Linked DNA regions of Mus musculus: region 2 is linked to region 1. The links are chromatin loops, found by intact Hi-C in ENCODE. Cell type or tissue: heart. All regions are shown on one strand. Each heading gives the region's core, and the rest is flanking DNA. Links, peaks and the distances in the headings are about the cores only. Region 1 has its middle 9.1 kb from the start of Gm40153. Region 2 has its middle 51 kb from the start of Gm6135.

What was found. A loop is a pair of places that touch in the nucleus more often than their neighbours do. Peaks named below come from ENCODE experiments on the same cell type or tissue, not always from the same donor. Only the 100,000 strongest peaks of a DNase experiment are listed, where the experiment ranks them.
Region 2: it touches region 1 in a loop (3-fold over the local background); 2 of 42 quality-filtered maps call a loop at or near these places.

Annotation. Positions count from the first base shown.
Region 1 is chr3:133,667,627-133,677,298 of GRCm38, forward strand. No RefSeq gene overlaps it. Among named protein-coding and RNA genes, the nearest start is that of Gm40153, 9.1 kb to the left of the region's middle. In heart, for the core only: a CTCF peak has its summit at 5,226; a DNase peak (open chromatin) is centred at 5,655.
Region 2 is chr3:133,735,200-133,744,871 of GRCm38, forward strand. No RefSeq gene overlaps it. Among named protein-coding and RNA genes, the nearest start is that of Gm6135, 51 kb to the right of the region's middle. In heart, for the core only: no CTCF peak of the experiment used is centred there; a DNase peak (open chromatin) is centred at 3,902.

The sequences.
Region 1 (9,672 bases), core at 646-8,645:
ACTTCTCCAAGACCCCATTTCTACATAGCATAAGATTTTGGAGATGAAGTTAATAACATATGAATTCTCAGCATAGACCTTTAAATCATAGTATGGGGCTATTTATGGAGGTAAATTTAAATCAGAAATTTTCTCGAGTCATGATAGAATGAGTTAAATCACGCTGTTTAATTGTTGCATGCTTGGAGAGCTCATCTTGCCTTCAACAGTGCACTTGTCAAGATGAGCAGGTTATTTTTTCAGCTGATTTGGTGCCTTGTCCCTTGGATAGCAATAGTTACACTCCATAACTATGTGTGATCATGTACAATTAAATAAGAGGAAAAAAAGAAGCATATGCAGTAGACATTAATAATACACACATAGGATAGAAAAGAAAACCATCGTTCTATCATCTCCACAACACCATTTCTTTCAGTTTTGCCTTTTGAGCACAAACTCACTGAGGATAAAATTACAAGATGGCAGTTCAAGGCAGATAGGTGCTCCAGACATCTAACCTCTGTGAGCAGGCAGGTCATCAAGTGTCATGAATCCCCCTGGTACTCATATGGAGCAGGTACCCTAGCTGCCCTTTTGGACTTCAGGGCAGATACCACAAAGGTGGAGTTCTTCCTTGCAGAAGCACAATGCAGCCTTAGATCACTTTCACATGTCCAGCCATCTAATATTACTTTTCCCAGGACAGCATTCTTTTAGCTGCCGTTCATTAATTGGACTTGCCATGGAAGTTGAAAGTAATGTGCTATTCTTTACTTTGTTCATTCCCCAACATTTTGTTCTTAAGTGAACATGATGGACTTTAAAACAGGATATAAAGGGATTCTCAAGTGTCTTAGGGTTTTACTGCTGTGAACAGACACCATGACCAAGGCAACTCTTATAAGGACAACATTTCATTGGGGCTGGCTTACAGGTTCAGAGGTTCAGTCCACTATCCTCAAGGTGGGAGCATGGCAGCGTCCAGGCAGGCATGGTGTAGGAGGAGCTGAGAGTTCTACATCTTCATCTGAAGGCTGCTAGCAGAATACTGGCTTCCAGGCAGTCAGGATGAGGGTTTTATATCCCACACCCACAGTGACACACCTACTCCAAGGCCACACCTACTACAACAGGGCCACATCTTCTAATAATGTGGCTTCCTGGGCCAGGCATATACAAACCATCACACCAAGTATGAGGAAGCATAGTTATGAAACAATGAACCTACCAAGGTAGAGAAAATGCGTTTGAATTGACTTTCTACTTACCGTATGTGTGACCTTGGGTATGTCACCCAACTTTCATGACACTTACATTTTCTCCTCAATAGTTAAATAATAACATATTCATTTCAGCATCATAAATTCTTAAAAATACTGGCTATTCCAAGCATTTGCCCCAGGCTTTGGTATAGGCTAAGTAGTCAAATGAAGTCAACATCATCTGGAGGTAATTATCTTTTTTTTATTAACTTAATTTTTGTGTTTGTATTTTTTGGCTTCTCAACTGTACTGATTTATTCTTTCCTTGTATTTCAAATAGGGTTTTGCAATACTGCCCACTATTGTCTTAGTTGGGGCTTTATTGCTGTGACAAGACACTATGACTATAGCAGCTCTTATGAAGAAAAGCATTTAGTCGGTCCTGGGTTACAGTTTAGAGGTTTAGTCCATTATCATCATGGCAGGAAGCATGGTGGCACACAGGCAGGCAGATGTGATGCTGGAGAAGGAGCTGAGAATTCTACATCTGGATCTGTAGGCAGCAAGAAGAGTGAGCCTGGCTTGAACATTTGAAATCTCAAAGCCCATCCCCAATGACACACTTCCTTCAACAAGGCCACAAGAACTTCAACAAGGCCACACCTCCTAATAGTGTCATCCCCTATGACCCTATGAGGCCATTTTTATTCAAACTACCACACTCAATATCCTGGGGTCAAAGGATTGTCCCAGTGCAGAAGCTAGAGTAACTGAGACTAAAAATATGAGCCACCACATCTAGAGTGGCTTATCTTTTTGGAAGAGAAGATTGATTTCATCCTAGTTTTATTTTTGTTTTTGTTTTTTGTTTGTTTGTTTTTTTGAGACAGGGTTTCTCTGTATAGCCCTGGCTCTCCTGGAACTCACTTTGTAGACCAGGCTGGCTTTGAACTCAGAAATCCGCCTGCCTCTGCCTCCCGAGTGCTGGGATTAAAAGTGTGCACCACCACTGCCCATGATAGTTTTAAAAATAGTTTTACTTATATGACAATTTAATATATGTATATAGTGTATTTTGATGATAGTGAATCCATTTTCCTGTTTCATCCCCCTTCCATACCCACAGAAATCTTCTTCTTCCCAATATGCCTTTCCCCTACCTTCACATCTTTAAAAAAGAAAAATCCACTCAGTTTAATTGGTGTCGCTGCTATGTGGTAGGTGTGGGATATTTACTAGACCATGGGTGATGGATCAGTGCATGACATTTTTTTAATCCTTTTAAATTCTACCAGAGGGTTGACCCCATAATAATTACCATATGATTGAGTCAGTATGCTTATAAACTTTTTTCCCCTTCCCCCACACCTGACTGCACATCCACCAAACATATTCTTCTCTCCTTATCTTTTCTTAAAATATTTTTTATTATTATATGTTTTCCTTAATTACATTTAGAATGCTATCCCAAAAGTCCCCCATACCCTCCCCCCCCACTTCCCTACCCACCCATTCCCATTTTTTGCCCCTGGTATTCCCCTGTACTGGGGCATATAAAGTTTGCGTGTCCAATGGGCCTCTCCAGTGATGGCCGACTAGGCCATCTTTTGATACATTAATTGCTTCCATATTTAAAAGATGAGTTTGCCTTGGTTAAAAGAGTCATCAGATATAGGTTGAGGACTTTTCCATGAAGATATACCTCAAATAACTGTAAGGTTGGGCTGACCAAGCTTCTAAGATCTATGTCTATGCATCTTAGAGCCCTTTCTGTTCCCAGTTGTCCTGGTTGCTGCTTCATCAGAGAGAGAGAAAGAGAGAGAGAGAGAGAGAGAGAGAAGAGAGCAACATGGCAAGGGCTTGGGGAGATAGACAGTTTAACAGGACAATGCTAGCAAACAGGGAGGACATAATACCAGAAAACTGGAAATCATTAAAATAGAATTCTTTGGGAATTGTTAGCCTTAGCAGGAATACATGCCTCATTAGGAGAGCATAGAATGGTTGGGGAAGATTCACAGCTCAGGCAATCAGCTTCAGGCCACCAACTACTTTCAAGTATATTTGCTACTGTATTTTAAAAGTTAACTTTAACAATTTTTAAAATAAAATTTGGACAAATTCTTCGAGAATTTCATATACACATTGAATGTATTTCAATTATAACCTCCAACTCTTCCTGGATCCTTTCCATATTCCCCTCCCAACTTCACATCCTCTTCTTTTGTTGTTTTCTCATTACCAACTGAGTTTAAATATTGATGCTCCCAGTATGTGAATTCACGTGGGCTGAATGGACATAGACCATCTCTTGGAGCATGGTTAACCCACCAGAGATCACAGTCCTAAGGAAAGCTGGTTCTCCCTCTGTTGATGTGTCAGTAGGTCTTCAGCTAAGAGTGGGTGCTCATGTGCCTGTGCCCCATGCACACGGAAATGTTGACTGGCTTAAAAGGTCAACTAATTGGGAATAAGACTTTTAACATATAGGATATTTTGTGATTATAAATCAAAAAGTCAATTCTATTCAATATTTTTAAATAAACACATTTCTAAATGAAGTACAATAATTAAAAAAAAAATCCAGAGAAAAGTTTATTGTCCCAGATTTAAGGACCAGAGTTCCTTGCTTCAATGACAATAGTTGCCATGGGACTTCTTCCTTTTTTATCTATGCCCTCCCTTCCTCCACTCTCCACACAGCATCAAGTAAAAATGCTCCAAATGTTAATCTTGGTTCATTGCTTAGAATACTCAAGGACTTCAAATTCTGCACAAAGTTCAAACCTCCTACCCTAGCATATTGGGCCTATAAAATCTGTAAAATATTCTGTTTCATTTTATCACTTTATCATCCGTGTTATCACTCATTATTGTATGCTACCCTGAATCTTCTGCAGTCCCTGTGACTGAAGAGCCGTGGACGTCTCTGGCTTTCCCAAGCTTGTTTCTGTTTCTTGATTATTTCACTCACTAGCTTTGGTTCTAGAACAAAGCATTTCAAAGGCATTCTTTAGATCTTGCTTGCTGGTGTGTCTTGTGGGAAACACACACCAACTGTGTTTGGTGTAGTTATTCCTGTATTTCATTGTGTGTGCTTCTGTCTCCTGGGACTACAGCTTCTCTGAGCTCCTACCCCCACGTTAATACCCCCCAGGACAGAGACCACATACATCTTCCTCTCTTATGCTCTGCAGGATGCAATGCACACAAACTATGCAGCAAAATGTCTTAATAGTCAAATGTCTGGTAGAGTCTTGGTTGTGAAGAACAAAGCTTACTTCTGGTACTCAGCAATGTCACCAGACGTCGGGCAGCCAAGTACCTGACAGAGATGACAAGAGGTCCCTTTGATTATACTGAGAATTTGGGGACACAGGTTTGAAGAGATATAAAGAGCCAAGAAGATTTATATGAACTTTGTTGTTTTACTGTCACTTGACTAAAGCCAGATAGTTGTTCATCCACAATTTTTTCAAGTTCCTACCAAAATAACTAATTTTCCCAAATGTTCGATAGTTTCTAACACTAAGTAGTTTATAACATAAAATGGATAAATGTGTTAGCGATGGGCTGCCACATTGAATTGATGGGCTATGAATTCCACATTGTCTTTTCCTGGTTAGAATTACCCAGAGGAGGCATTCATATTGTCTCCTCTATACTGAATTCTAAGGGTTTAAATGCTTATAAATATATTTATAGGATTGAAATATAAAATTAAATAAAATTTAAGTATATATCAGATTTAAATATATGTATGAAGACTGTTTTTAAGTTTGCAGATGATCCATGGATGAAGATGAAGTATTTGTCTTATTACACGCTTCATGCCATTGTAGTATCATACAATTCAGACGCATTAAAAATACTTAGTCATACTTCCAGGGTTTCTGCCAAACTTCTGTTGGTTGTAATGTAGTATTTAATTTGTCTTGAATTTCTTTCTTGTGTGAACTGGTGGTGGTGATAGTAAGAATGTACCCATTCCAACTTTTATTTTACACCATTTGAAAAGAAGTCCTGTCATACCTCAAAGGAGCCACTAGAGTGTATACTCATTGGTCCCATTATATTCTATAATCTGTTCTTCACTGAGCTAATGAAGACACACAGTGGAGACAGCTGCTTGTTGGCTTGCCACTGAATTCTCTCATGTGTAACACAGGGCCCAGCAAGTATCAAACATGAACGATTTAAATCCCTGGATTAATGCACTGACTGAACATTTTTATTGTGGCATGTTCAGATTTTGTCTAGAGCAAAAATCTCTCCAATATTCTGGATAGAAAGATGTTGGCCCCTCGCCATAGGAGAGCTGTAGATGAGGGCTGGAAGCTTCCCTTTCAGCAGATCTGAAAAGGGAGGGCGGCAGGGTAGCCACTGCTTATGAACCTGGCTGTAGGAGCACTGCAGAGAGTTGTTCTCAGGCCGGTGTCTGTGGCCACTGGAAACTTTTGCTGATGATCTCAGAGCCCGCTTATAGCAGGTGATTCCTGGGAGATGTGTCGGCAGCCAGGCAGTGCGGCCAACGATGATCTCATTCGCCTGCCAACAGCTGCTCCGAGAAAAGTGACTTCTCTTCCAAATGTTATGAATGTCTCATTGGCACAATCTATTTTTGAATGATATGGAAACAGGTTTCTGGGAAATGGAGTTCTTTAGTGTAGATAACTGTGAGCATAATAACAGTTGATAGATAAGCTGCAATCCATCCTAAGATCATTAGCTGAGAAGTGTTTGTTTGTTTGTTTTTTATTTTTTTTGGATGGGGAGTGGGGGAGTTTTAAACACACACACACACACACACACACACACACACACACACACATACACATACACATACACATACACATACACATACACATACACATACACATACACATACACATACATATACATATGTATATGTATTGCCTCCCCCCAGGGTCTTACTATGTACTTTTGGCTAGCCTGGAACTTCCTATATGGACTAGATTAAAACACAGCTATCTCTGGCTCCTGAGTGCTGGAATTAAAGGCATATGCCAACATACCAGGTTAGAAGGAAGCTCTTTACTGAAGTAAGAAGTAATTAGTCTGCAGCGTCCATGAAGAGAAAAGAACCAGTCTCCCCTCTGTCCTTCCCTCCCTCCCTCCTCTCTTTTGCTTTTCATCTATGGCATCATTGTTATTATTACCATTTTTTATTTATAAATTTGTATAATTTTATGTATTTTGTGTTATCATATAATTGAATTTTTAACTTGTTTTTTTTCTCCCTAAAGTATTCATTTCCATTCTTCTTTTTCTTTTTTTTCTTTTTAATTAGGTATTTTCTTCATTTACATTTTCAATGCTACCCCAAAAGTCCCCCAAACCCTCCCGCCCACTGCACCCCCCCCCCTTCTTGGCCCTGGCCTTCCCCTGTACTGAGGCATATAAAGTTTACAAGACCAATGGGCCTCTCTTTCCACTGATGGCCGACTAGGTCATCTTCTGATACATATGCAGCTAGAGACAAGAGCTCCGGGGGTGTACTGGTTAGTTCATATTGTTGTTCCACTTGTAGGGTTGCAGACCCATTTAGCTCCTTGGGTACTTTCTCTAGCTCCTCCATTGGGGGCCCTGTGATCCGGCGTAGTCTCACAAGAGACAGCTATATCAGGGTCCTTTCAGCAAACTCTTACTAGTGTATGCAATGGTGTCAGCATTTGGAGGCTGATTATGGGGTGGATCCGCGGGTATGGCAGTCTCTAGATGGTCCATCCTTTCATTTCAGCTCCAATCTTTGTCTCTGTAACTCCTTCCATGGGTGCTTTGTTCCCAATTCTAAGAAGGAGCAAGGTGTCCACACTTTGGTCTTCGTTCTTCTTGAGTTTCATGTGTTTTGCAGATTGTATCTTATATCTTGGGTATTCTAAGTTTCTGGGCTAATGTCTACTTATCAGTGAGTACATATCATGTGAGTTCTTTTGTGATTGGGTTACCTCACTCAGGATGATGCCCTCCAGATCCAAAGAACTCAAGAAGGTGGACTCCAGAAAATCAAATAACCCCATTAAAAATGGTGCTCAGAGCTAAACAAAAGATTCTCACCTGAGGAATACTGAATGGCTGAGAAGCACCTGAAAAAATGTTCAGCATCCTTAATCATCAGGGAAATGCAAATCAAAACAACCCTGAGATTCCACCACACCAGTCAGAATGGCTAAGATCAAAAATTCAGGTGATAGCAGATGCTGGCGAGGATGTGGAGAAAGAGGAACACTCCTCCATTGTTGATGGGATTGCAAGCTTGTACAACCACTCTGGAAATCAGTCTTGCGGTTCCTCAGAAAATTGGACATAGTACTACTGGAGGATCCAGCAATACCTCTCCTGGGCATATATCCAGAAGATGTCCCAACTGGTAAGAAGGACACATGCTCCACTATGTTCATAGCAGCCTTATTTATAATAGCCAGAAGTTGGAAAGAACCCAGATGCTCCTCAACAGAGGAATGGATACAGAAAATGTGGTACATTTACACAATGGAGTACTACTCAGCTATTAAAAAGAATGAATTTATAAAATTCCTAGGCAAATGGATGGACCTGGAGGGCATCATCCTGAGTGAGGTAACACAATCACAAAGGAATTCACTCAATATGTACTCACTGATAAGTGGATATTAGCCCAAAACTTAGGATACCCAAGATAGAAGATACAATTTGCTAAACGCATGAAACTCAAGAAAAATGAAGACCAAAGTGTGGACGCTGTGCCCCTTCTTAGAGTTGGGAACAAAACACCCATGGAAAGAGTTACAGAGACAAAGTTTGGAGCTGTGACGAAAGGATGGACCATCTAGAGACTGCCATATCCAGGGATCCACCCCATAATCAGCTTCCAAATGCTGACACCATTGCATACACTAGCAAGATTTTGCTGAAAGGACCCAGATATAGCTGTCTCATGTGAGACTATGCCGGGGCCTAGCAAACACAGAAGTGGATGCTCACAGTCAGCTATTGGATGGATCACAGAGCTCCCAATGGAGGAGCTAGAGAAAGTACCCAAGGAGCTAAAGGGATCTGCAACCTTATAGGTGGAACAACATTATGAACTAACCAGTACCCCGGAACTCTTGACTCTAGCTGCATATGTATCAAAAGATGGCCTAGTCGGCCATCACTGGAAAGAAAGGCCCATTGGACACACAAACTTTATATGCTCCAGTACAGGGGAACACCAGGGCCAAAAAATTGGGAATGGGTGGGTAGGGAAGTGGGGGGAGGGTATGGGGGGCTTTTGGGATGCATTGGAAATGTAATTGAGGAAAATACGTAATAAAAAAATGAAATTCCTATTATTACCATTTTAACTTAGAAACATTTAAGCCGTAGTTACAGACTTTGTGAGCTGCTTATGCGTTAAGGGAACTGAACCTGAGGCCTCTGCAAAAGCAGTGAGCGCTCTTCACTGCAGAACTCTTTCTTTAGCCCTTGCTAGCTAAAATTTTCTGAGCCAGGTTCCTATAGCTCAGAGCCCAGGAACTCCTGATTCTTCTATGTCCACTTCCAGTGTGCTGGGCATAGAGCACTCATGGCCACACCTGGCACAAAGAGGTTATTTTTATTTTAAAAATCTACCTCCAGTGACTGATACTCATGGAGGAGATGGCTAACTCAGCAGGACAGCCACCTCCCCACACAGTATACATCATTGCTTCTGAGATGCCGCTACCTGGCTACTTTCCCTGCTTCCCCTATAACTAGTTCCTGCCTGCGTATTGTTCAGGGAGTGATGTGTCTTTATCCTGAGAGGAGGTGGCTAAGTATCAGGCATTCTATCTTCCACAGGGTCTTTCAGCCCACTGTGAGGCTGAGTGTAGGGCATCTAGAGATGAACTCAAAAGAGATCCTCAAAGGTCACAGAGCCACTCACAGGAGCATCACATGATCACTTGGGCAGAAAGTGCTAATCAAGAATATCTGATGGTACTCTGGGAAATCAATCTTCAAGTATACAAGCAAAAAGGTATGGGGATTGCTTGTTAAAGTAGTTGGTTAAAGCGAAGTGAACAACAAATATTTGAGAGTAAATTCGTAAAATCAAGTGACTTCCATGATACTATTACAATAACTAAGTTATGGAACCATCTGTGAATCCACAGATGATGTGGCATATATTCTCAATGGGATATTTCAACTATAAGTACTAAAATTATGTCCTTTCTAGGAAAGTGAGGTGGAACTGGAGATTAAGATTTTTTAAGTGAATCAAGTCAGGTCCAAAACCCACAAATATCATATGCTCTCTCATTTGTGAATACCAGGTTTTCTGTAGATACATAAAATCAGGTATGGATATAGAGTGTGGTATTAAAGCAAAACTGTCTAGAGAGGAGACTGGGCTACTGGAAGGAAAGGGAAAAGAAGAGTGGAGGGGTGAGAGGGAGTGTGCTTCAGCACTTGTATACTCGTGAAGCTGTCTTCATGCACAAGAAATGTACATATATAAAAG
Region 2 (9,672 bases), core at 820-8,819, 68 kb after region 1:
TGACATGCTTATAATAATTCTTTTTAGTTCTTCATCTGTTATTTTATCCAGTTCACTCTCATTGGAACCCAGTACCATGAAGTTGATCATTTTTCCAGGAGATCAATTTTTATGTTTCTTGTACTGAGATTTTCACACGTAGGATTAAATTATAAGGTGGATTTTATTTTTAAATGTCTTTCCTTTTCCAGTTGAAGTTTTCAGTTTTCTACTGAGACAGGATAGTGGTAGGACTGAGGCCTTGTTATTCCCCCTAGACTTTACATGTATGTAGGCCAGTATCTATGCAGAGGTAGCCATTTGCATCCCTTCTTGCATCTGATATAACAATGGAGTCTTGGTAAATGTAGAAGAGTCCAGATCCAGAGTGAAAGATCTCCTTTGGACTTATGTGGTTGATGACCAATGAATATTATTTATGTGTAGGATGGCCTGGACCCAGGTACCTATTATTTAATTCCCTACTAGGCAGTAACTAAGAACATTGCCCCTAAGAAAGACAAGCTAGGGCCATAGTTATACATGAGTGGCTAGCCATCTCCACAAAAGTCTTTGTTGTCATTACTTATCACTGATGTCTGGATGACTCATCCTTGATAGTTACATGTCTATGAGAGATCACTTCCTCCTATCATACATCAACCAGTCATTCACCCAACTTGGAGGTAGCAGGAATTTGTGCCAGAGGCTGTTCAAAACGAGTGTCTTTCTTTGATAATAGAATTATATTTTCCTTCTCCTGAGTAAGTCACAGATTTTGTTGCCATGCACAATTTTGTTATTCTGTATAAAAGAGATGACTATAAATAATTAATTATCATCAATTAAGATAAAATTGGCTGTATTACTCGAAACAGTCCATATACAGCTTCAGCATGGCTGTATTTTTGTGCTGGCCAATCCCATGTAAGATTATACATTTAGCTGTTAGTGGGCTAAAACATATCTCAAGTGAATAAAGGAGTATAAGACATCAGCAAAAGGGTGCAAAGGCTGGCAAGAGAGTCTGAGTCAGAGACAGACCTTCCCCTCCAGTTGTTAGGAGATCCACATGAAGACCAAGCTGCACGTCTACTACATATGTGCAGGGAGTATACAGCTCCTGAATGCTCTTTGGTTGGTGGTTCAGTCTCTGTGAGCCCCATGAGCCCAAGTTAATTGGGAAATAGGGGACAAGAGTGGGAGTGTGGAACTGGGAGGAGAGGGGGAGGTGCCAGGGTCAGGATGTAAAGTGAATGGAAAAATAAATAAAATTAGAGTTCAGCAAAGAGCAAAGCAGGGCTGATACAGGCTCTGGTTGTCTGTCTTTCTGGGAAGGTTAGTGAATGCCTAAAGCTGAAGTGCTTCATGCAGTACAAAATCCAGCAGTTGAACTATTGTTAGCACATGGCTTTCAAATTTCATGTTCTAATCTTATCCTTCTGCAGACATTGGTGTCTATGTTCTTTGTTAGATCTGGTCAGGTTCACAAATGAGATACAAGAGAGTGGGGTTTCTATAGCTTGGTGTACAGTACACCTGCATTACAGATGAACAGAAAAGATGCACTTTATTTTATATCTTGGTTCCCATGGCTGGGGACCTGTAGCCAGAGACAGGTAAATATAAGAAACCAAAGAAATTTACCTATGGGAGTTCATGTAATACAGGTTCTTTCAGAAATAAAACCCCAAAGTGTGTGTGTGTATGTGTGTGTGTGTGTGTGTGTGTGTATGTGTATACATAAACATCATATACATATATAATATGTGAATGTTATATGGTACAAAAGTAGAAAAATTTTAAACTTATACAGCACTTACTCAGACTTTTGTGTAAGCAATTTAGACAAAATGATAAAATATAAAAGTTGGGTTTTTTTTCTTTTAAATTTAATACTTAGAAAAATTTTTGGTGAGACGGATCTTTAATTGTGAACCAAGGTAAGAGGAGAAAGGTGATAGTTGTTATTAGTGTAGATGCTTTGGGAAGAAGTCTTTAGAAATAATTCAAATAGGAGTAATGATTTAATGAATAGAAAGACATTTAATGAATATACTTCCTTGTCTCAGTTTTGTGTGTAGCAGATGAGGCGATGTCGACATATTGGGCTGGTGGCTCCTTGGCAGTATTCGTTCTGGGGAGTTTCTATTTATCTTTCTCTGCATACAGTGAGTGATACTTTTTCATTTCTTCAAATGTACTGAGAACAATTTCTATATGGTACTTTTTTTTATCCTGAAAGTGTTAGTATATTTAAGCCAGTAGTTTGTGACAAAAACAGATTCATAGACAATAAGTTTATGTTATTATAATGACCATACTTTATTATTAACAAATAATATTAAATTAAATTTAAAAATAATACATACTCTTTAAGGATAGCTTATAAAATACAGAAAGACATAAGGAAGGAATGACAGTGACCAGTCATATGCCACTTATTTCTCTGAATTCCTCTCCCAGGAATGCACTAGACACTCAGACCTGGGTGGGAAGAGCTTGAGTCTCAAACACATCCATGGTTGCTGTTACTTTCTTCCTTACCCATGCTTTTGAGGCCACCATCTCTCATGGCATGAACCCATGAGGAATTGGGCTATTACTTTCAATCTACACTGCCACTCCTTGGAGTTCAAAGTTTACAGCTTATCTTTAAACTGTTCATTATACAGTATCAGTTTGATTAAAAAAATCCCCTGCCTCTAAATGTCTTCAGAGGAGTTGCGATGTTTTCTGAGTAGCATGGCCAATAATTATGACTATTTTTTTGACACTAAAATGGCAGCTTAGCTATTATAACCAGTTGTTTCTTGCTATCCTCAAAGTATACCTGAAGATCTCGGGTGATTCATTCTTTATGCATAAAACTCTTATTTTTACTTCACAAGGGAGTAGAAAGCAAACCTTAGATAAAATCAGTGAGACATTCCAGTCTTTAAGCAGATAAAAATCACTCTGTCATCCACATTCTTAGAGGATAACAACCACAAGAGTTACTGGATAAGGAAGGGAACACCAGTGGGTATCAGGCACAGTGGAGTCTAGACAAATGGTTCCCTTTGGAATTTGCCACATTAGACCTTCATGGCTTCATGCTTTGGCTTTGACTGCCTCTGGAATGCAACTATTTCCTTTGAGTTTGCTTTTCTATGACATTTACACACACACACACACACACACACACACACACACACACACACTTACAAATGGCATATACCGAATGTTTGTGTCTACCTATAATTGGTATGTTATAACTCTATATGGTATGTTATAACTCTACTTATACTTGATGATAGGACCTTGAAAAAAGGAATTAAGCCTTCAGGATGGGACATTCTAGAACGGGAATAATGTCTTGTAACAGGAGGTCTGTATTTCTCTTTGTTTGTTGCCATGTGAGAACATGGCAAGCTATAAAACTTTGAAAAGAGAAATTTTGATACATTTGAAATGTAAACAAATGGAATGATTAATAAAAATGAAATTTTGATATTAAAAAAAAAACTTTGAAAAGGCTCTTATAAAATCAAGCTATGTTGTCATCTTAGTCTTGAACTTTCAGCTTTGAAAACTTTGAAGAAAATTCAGGAGCCACTCAGTCTACACAACCGATTCTATTCATAAAAAACACAGATAGGGCGTTTTACTTATTTTAATGGTTATAAAAACAATACCCAAGGATTGACTTAGGGCAATTTAGACCAAGTAAGATGTCAACAAAATTCTCATGCGTGATGAAGAATATATCAGTGTCTGGCTAGGTAGAAAGCTTGTTGGTGTGTAGGTCTGTGCATCAAGGGAAGGTTGATTCAGATTCCACGAGAACTGGAATCCACGACACTTACTCAGAACCTGTCTGAGCTGTCCCATGTGATAAGCAGTTTGATAATTGAAGTGACTGTGGGAGTGAATCCAAAGAGCAAGGACACAACCCAGAGACTGCTAAGTGTGGGAGGCACTGAGGAGGTGCTTTCAGGTCACATCAGGCAGGGACATCAGCTCTCTACCACTCATCACTTCACAGCAACACAGAGATCCTTCAACAGTAACTGAGGACAGTTGCCATGGATACATACAGCTTACAAGGGAATATTTAGTTTTGAGTGCATTAGCAGGATACAAACAACTTTTATTGATTAGAATGGATATCATGAGAATAATTAGAAATACTGGGGTAAAGAATTAAAATTATATATGGAGACTTAGAGTTGTCCTTTGAAATTTACCACATGGTGACTGAGTTTCTGTAGTAAGTTAGGAATGAGTATGGTGTTATTTACATATTCATAACTGTTGGAAATATGTGAATCCCTATACTGGGGTGTTTTCTTAAATAACTAAAGCCTTCTTTTAGAATTATAGCTTTGAATAACTTCAGAAGACAGCATTATATAGGTGACAATATATTTTCTAAGGTGCTCCAAAGGTAAGTGTGGTGGTTTGAATAACAATGGCTCTATTAGGCTCCCATACGTGAATGCTTAGTCCTCAGGGAGTTGAAATGCTTGAAAAGATTAGAAGGATTGGAGGTGTAGTCTTGTTGGAGGAAGTGTGTACCTGTAGATGTGCTTTGAGGTTACAAAAGCCCACACTAGGCTGAGGATATCTTTCCCTGCTTACTAACTGAAGGTCAGGATGTAAACTTCTCAGCTCCTTCTCCAAAGCTGTGCTTACCTGCATGCTTTTATGTTCCCTACCATGATGATAAGGGACTATAATCCACTGAAACTGAAGGCAAGCCTCCAGTTAAATACCTTCCTATATAAGAGTTTCCTTGGTCATGGTGTCTTTTATACCAATAAAACAGTGACTAAGACAGCAAGACACATGGAAAGACAAACACAGCCTATCATAGACTCTCGTCCCCAAAGTAGGACTTGGGTGTCTATATTGAACCGACACTAGAATAAAGATCTGTAGTCAGAGTGACATGCTCGAATTCTGGTTTTATTTTCCTATGTGACTTTTTTTTAAATGTCTTTTTTGTTTTTCCAAAACAGTTTCTGGGTAGCCTCGATTGTCCTAGAACTTGATCCTTTGGACTTACAAAGATCTGCCTGCCTTTGCCTCCTGAGTGCTGGGATTTTCTACGTGATTTTGTTCAAACAATTTAAACCTGTTGAGTTCACCTTGCCTTATCTCTAAAGGTGATATGCACATCTGTTTTGCAAGATACCTGTTAGGATTAAATATGATAATGAATATCAAAGAATCAGTAGGAGGTAAATAGTGTGATGTCTTTTGTGGTGGTAAATTAAGTTTTGAAGGTCTCATTTCAGCATGATTAAAAGTCATTCTATTAATATAGCAGTAAGCTAAGGCATAGTTGTTGATGGGCTGTTTTGTTTTGTTTTGTTTGAGTTTTAAAGGTCCTCCCTATTTCAAAGAAATTCCTTGAGATTTCAAAACCACCTTGTCCTGTGCAACCATCTTTCTCTAAGTATTGCACAATTGTTGGGTGGCTGTGCTGTATTTGGCTTTAAAAAGCACTAAAAATACATGTTCAAGCAAACATTCTTAGCAAACAAATTGGATTTATAGTTCTCAGAAGCTCACATGGATTTATAGAATAAATATTTATCTCAATCTTGCTTTGTTCAGTGAAAGTTTACCCATATCTGGTCTTTAACTAGCTCTTCAGATTTAACCTAGGAAAGATAATTATCATAACTACCAGAAAACGAACTTCTCTGGGTTTATAGGACAGAGGTGGCCATTGACTTGACATCTATGAACAAATTCATATCATGAAGAATATTTGATTTTTATGTAGAATTTTTGATTAGTTGAAAGGATAGTATGCTTAGCCTTGAGATACTGAGTAGTATGTTTCCAATGAAGATTTATTACTATATATTTCAGTGCTTCAGTTAACATCTGTATTTAGATAAATGAAAGAACAATCCATCTTCTTGCTAGAAAATTTACAAAACTGTCATAAATAAAAAGAATTTTAAAAAGTTCCGCACAATCTTATCATCAGTGTGTATTCAGCCTTTTGGAAAATGCACTGATAGTCATACACATATGCAAAATTTCAAACATATATCAGTAATTTACAACTTCCAACTTGTTTGCCATGTTACACATTTTCCCTTATATTTAATATCCATCCAGAAGCCCATAATATGAACCACAATTTTTCAAAGCCTGTATCTTTTATGACTGCCTACCTCACCAATCTTTGTTTCTGATCAAATTGTTGGTTGATTGTACTTTGCACAATGTTTGGAAGCTTACTGTAGACTGCTCTTTCAAGGTTATAAATTAGCATTCCTTTCTCAAGTCCTTTAGTGCATTTTTCTAATTCCTCAATATTTCTTATTAATCTAGACAATATTCACTTGTCCTTGGTTATAAGGTTTTTGTGAACTGAACACATCGCTTACTTTCACTTTTTAAAGCATGTGAAGGCTTTGCTCTTCCCAGGCCCTCTCTGTACCACACCTTGCAGCTCTTTAAGTAATGTCTTTATATCTTAAATTACAAGGGCCTCAAAATTCATTTCCCTTGGAAGTTCAAATGGCAGATGAAATCTATGATTTATGCTGTTTAGGACAGGGCTTGCTGACATTTAAAATGCCATAAACATAGATCACCTTACACTATCCCTACCTTTCATCAACATATTATGTGGAACTAGAGAGAAAAAAATGTTATTATTCATCATCTTTCAGAATCTCTGAATGGTTGCTGGAAAGGGCTTTTGAGTTCTAATTCAACATCCAATAGGTACACGGAGAAGAAAATTTGACTACATGAGGCAGTAACTTCTTGGAATTCTGTTCCTTTTGTATTTCTCTAGGTCATTTGCCTTTTGAAACGAACAGGATACCTGCTGGGAAAGATACTACAAAGAATGACAGGCACCTAATGACTGCTGAGAGATTTAGCCTCTCCAAGGGATGAGCCCCTTATTGGTTGTCTAGAACAGACTGGTAAGCTCTGAAACCATATATAGACAACAAAAATGGACTCAGCAGCTTGTTCTTATATATTTCTGAAAATATATGTATATATATATATATATATATATATATATATATATATATATATGTGTGTGTGTGTGTGTGTGTGTGTGTGTGTGTACATATATACATATTTGCACATCTATATATAACAATACTTTCAAGGAAAAGGAGGTAATCAGCTTAAGAGTAGGGAGGCATGGCAAGGGTTAGAGGGAGGGGACCTGGAGGGATTGACAGAAGGGGGGAGGAAGTGAAGCAATCCTATTTCAATTAAAATATGTTTAAAATGATCTACTTTAAAAAATAAATAGTTAAGTAAATATCTGATGGGAAAGAAGATAGTAGAACAGCTTTAACCCCCATAGCTACAAAGCAATTTCTTCAATTTCAAACTTCTTTCTATTCTTATTTTACATGTGATCTCTATTTTTATTTTCAATGTGGCCAAAGGGAATAAATAAACACTAAGTAGCTCCTAATGGGAGAATCTGGGGGCGGGGGGGGGGTCTTCTGAAAGATCATTCCCAGAGGGAGATTTAAATTATAGCTAACCCACTCCTTAGTGTAGAGGATGTCATGAAGATTTCCAAATTGTGGATTAGTGAATGTTTTTGGAACCTTCTTCTTGTTCCTTTTCCTCCTCCTCTCCTTTTTCTTCTTCTTCCTCTTCTTCCTCCATCTCTTCTTTCCCTCCTCTTCCTCTCCCTCCCTCCCCTTCTTCTTCTCCTCCTTTTCCACCTCCTTTTCTTGTTCTTGTTCTTCCTTTTCTTCGTCTTCTTCCTTTTTTTCTTCCATATGCTTTCTAAACAGAATAGAAGGTATTCCATAGAAATACCCGTAAGGCTTTTAACTAAAGCTCTGGAACAAATAAAAAAATAGATACCAGACCATAAGATTGTGTTTGGCTGATGGTATGTGTGACCAGACGAACCAAGAAGGAGTCTGGGATATTCCAGTTATATCTTAGATTAATGTGGGGAAAAGGTTTGGATGGCAGAATAATGCAGTGAAGTTGACCATCAGGGCAGAGTAAGATGAAGCCTAGAAGCATGAGATAAAAGTTTGGAAATGAGACATATATCAGCTACCAGTACTGATATAATGATTGAAGTCAGTTGCAAGGAAGGAGAGTAGATTAAAAATTAACAAGATGGGCTGGAGAGATGACTCAGTGGTTAAGAGCACTGACTGCTCTTCTGAAGGTCCTGAATTCAAATCGCAGCAACCACATGGTGGTTCACAACTATCCATAATGAGAGCTGAAGCCCTTTTCTGGTGTGTCCAAAGATAGCTACAGTGTACTTAGATATAATAATAAATAAATATTTTTAAAAATTAACAAGACAATTTTGAGATCGAAGATCACATAATTCAACTAATTAACACCATGGTGGACTGGAGAATGGCTTAGTTGTTAAGAGCACTGACTGTTACTCCAGAGGGCATGGGTTTAGTTTCCAGTACTCACATGGCAGCTCACACCTGTCTTTAAATGCAAGACCTAGGGATGTGTCACCCTCCCCTGGCTTTTGTGGCACTTGGCATGGATGTGCTAAATAGATATACATAGAGGTAAAACAGTTATACACATAAAAATAAAAAATATAAGATAAAAACATCAGGGAGGGTAGAATCTATGAGAAAGTAATTGTAGTTAACAGCTAGAAAGAAGCAGATAACAGAAAAGGATGGAACATAAAACTAAATAAGAAAACAGTTGAAAGAGTTATGAAATGGTGGAGACAATACAAAGCAGTCATATTAGAACTAAGTGTTACTAGACTTTAAAACTGAGTATTGGCTGTCATTTATGAAGGCAATTTCAATGTAGGATTCATGTAACATTCAGAGCATTGTGTGAGACATCTTTTAATTTTATGGGTAGGAAAACAGCCAAAAGCATAAATCTTGACCAAGATCAAGAACAAATGTTGAAAGCTGACCTGAAACCCTTGCTGACCCAATGTCATGACTCAAACTCGTCCACTTCTTCAAACTGAATATGAAAATCTGGCTTAACTGAAATACTGAGATATAGTATTGACTACAGTTTTGATAAAAATATAAACCTTGGTGAGGGGGAGATAACTTAATGGGTAGAGTGCTTATTATGTAACTGTGAGGATCATAAGCAGTCGGTAATTCTAGGAGACAGAGGGAGGTAGATTCTAGGGACTTGTTGATCAGTTAATCTGCTGGAAACAGAGTTCTAAGTTCAGTGAGAGACCTTTTTTCTAATAAGTAAACAAACAAATAAACAAACAAAGGGTAGACAACCATGGGGGAAGGGAAAGACATCTTGGTGTCAACCTCTGGCCTCTACCATACACTAATGGGAGAACATATTTGCACACATACACATGTATGTGTGTGCTTACACATGGACACATCTCTCTCTCTCTCTCTCTCTCTCTCTCTCTCTCTCTCTCTCTCTCACTCACACACACACTCACACACACACACACACACACACACACACACACACACACACACACATGCAGACAGGCTTCTTGACATCACACCATAAAATGCTTACTACAAGGGACGAAATAGTAGAGATGTAAAGCAACATATGCTATAAATTTTCTCTTCAACTCCATACCTACTTAAGTCTCCCTCTCTTCTTTCTCCCATGTCAGCTAGCTTTCTGTTACTATAACAAATACTGGAGAGAACAGACTTATTTCAGTTAGCAATATTGACAGTTTCAATCAGTGGC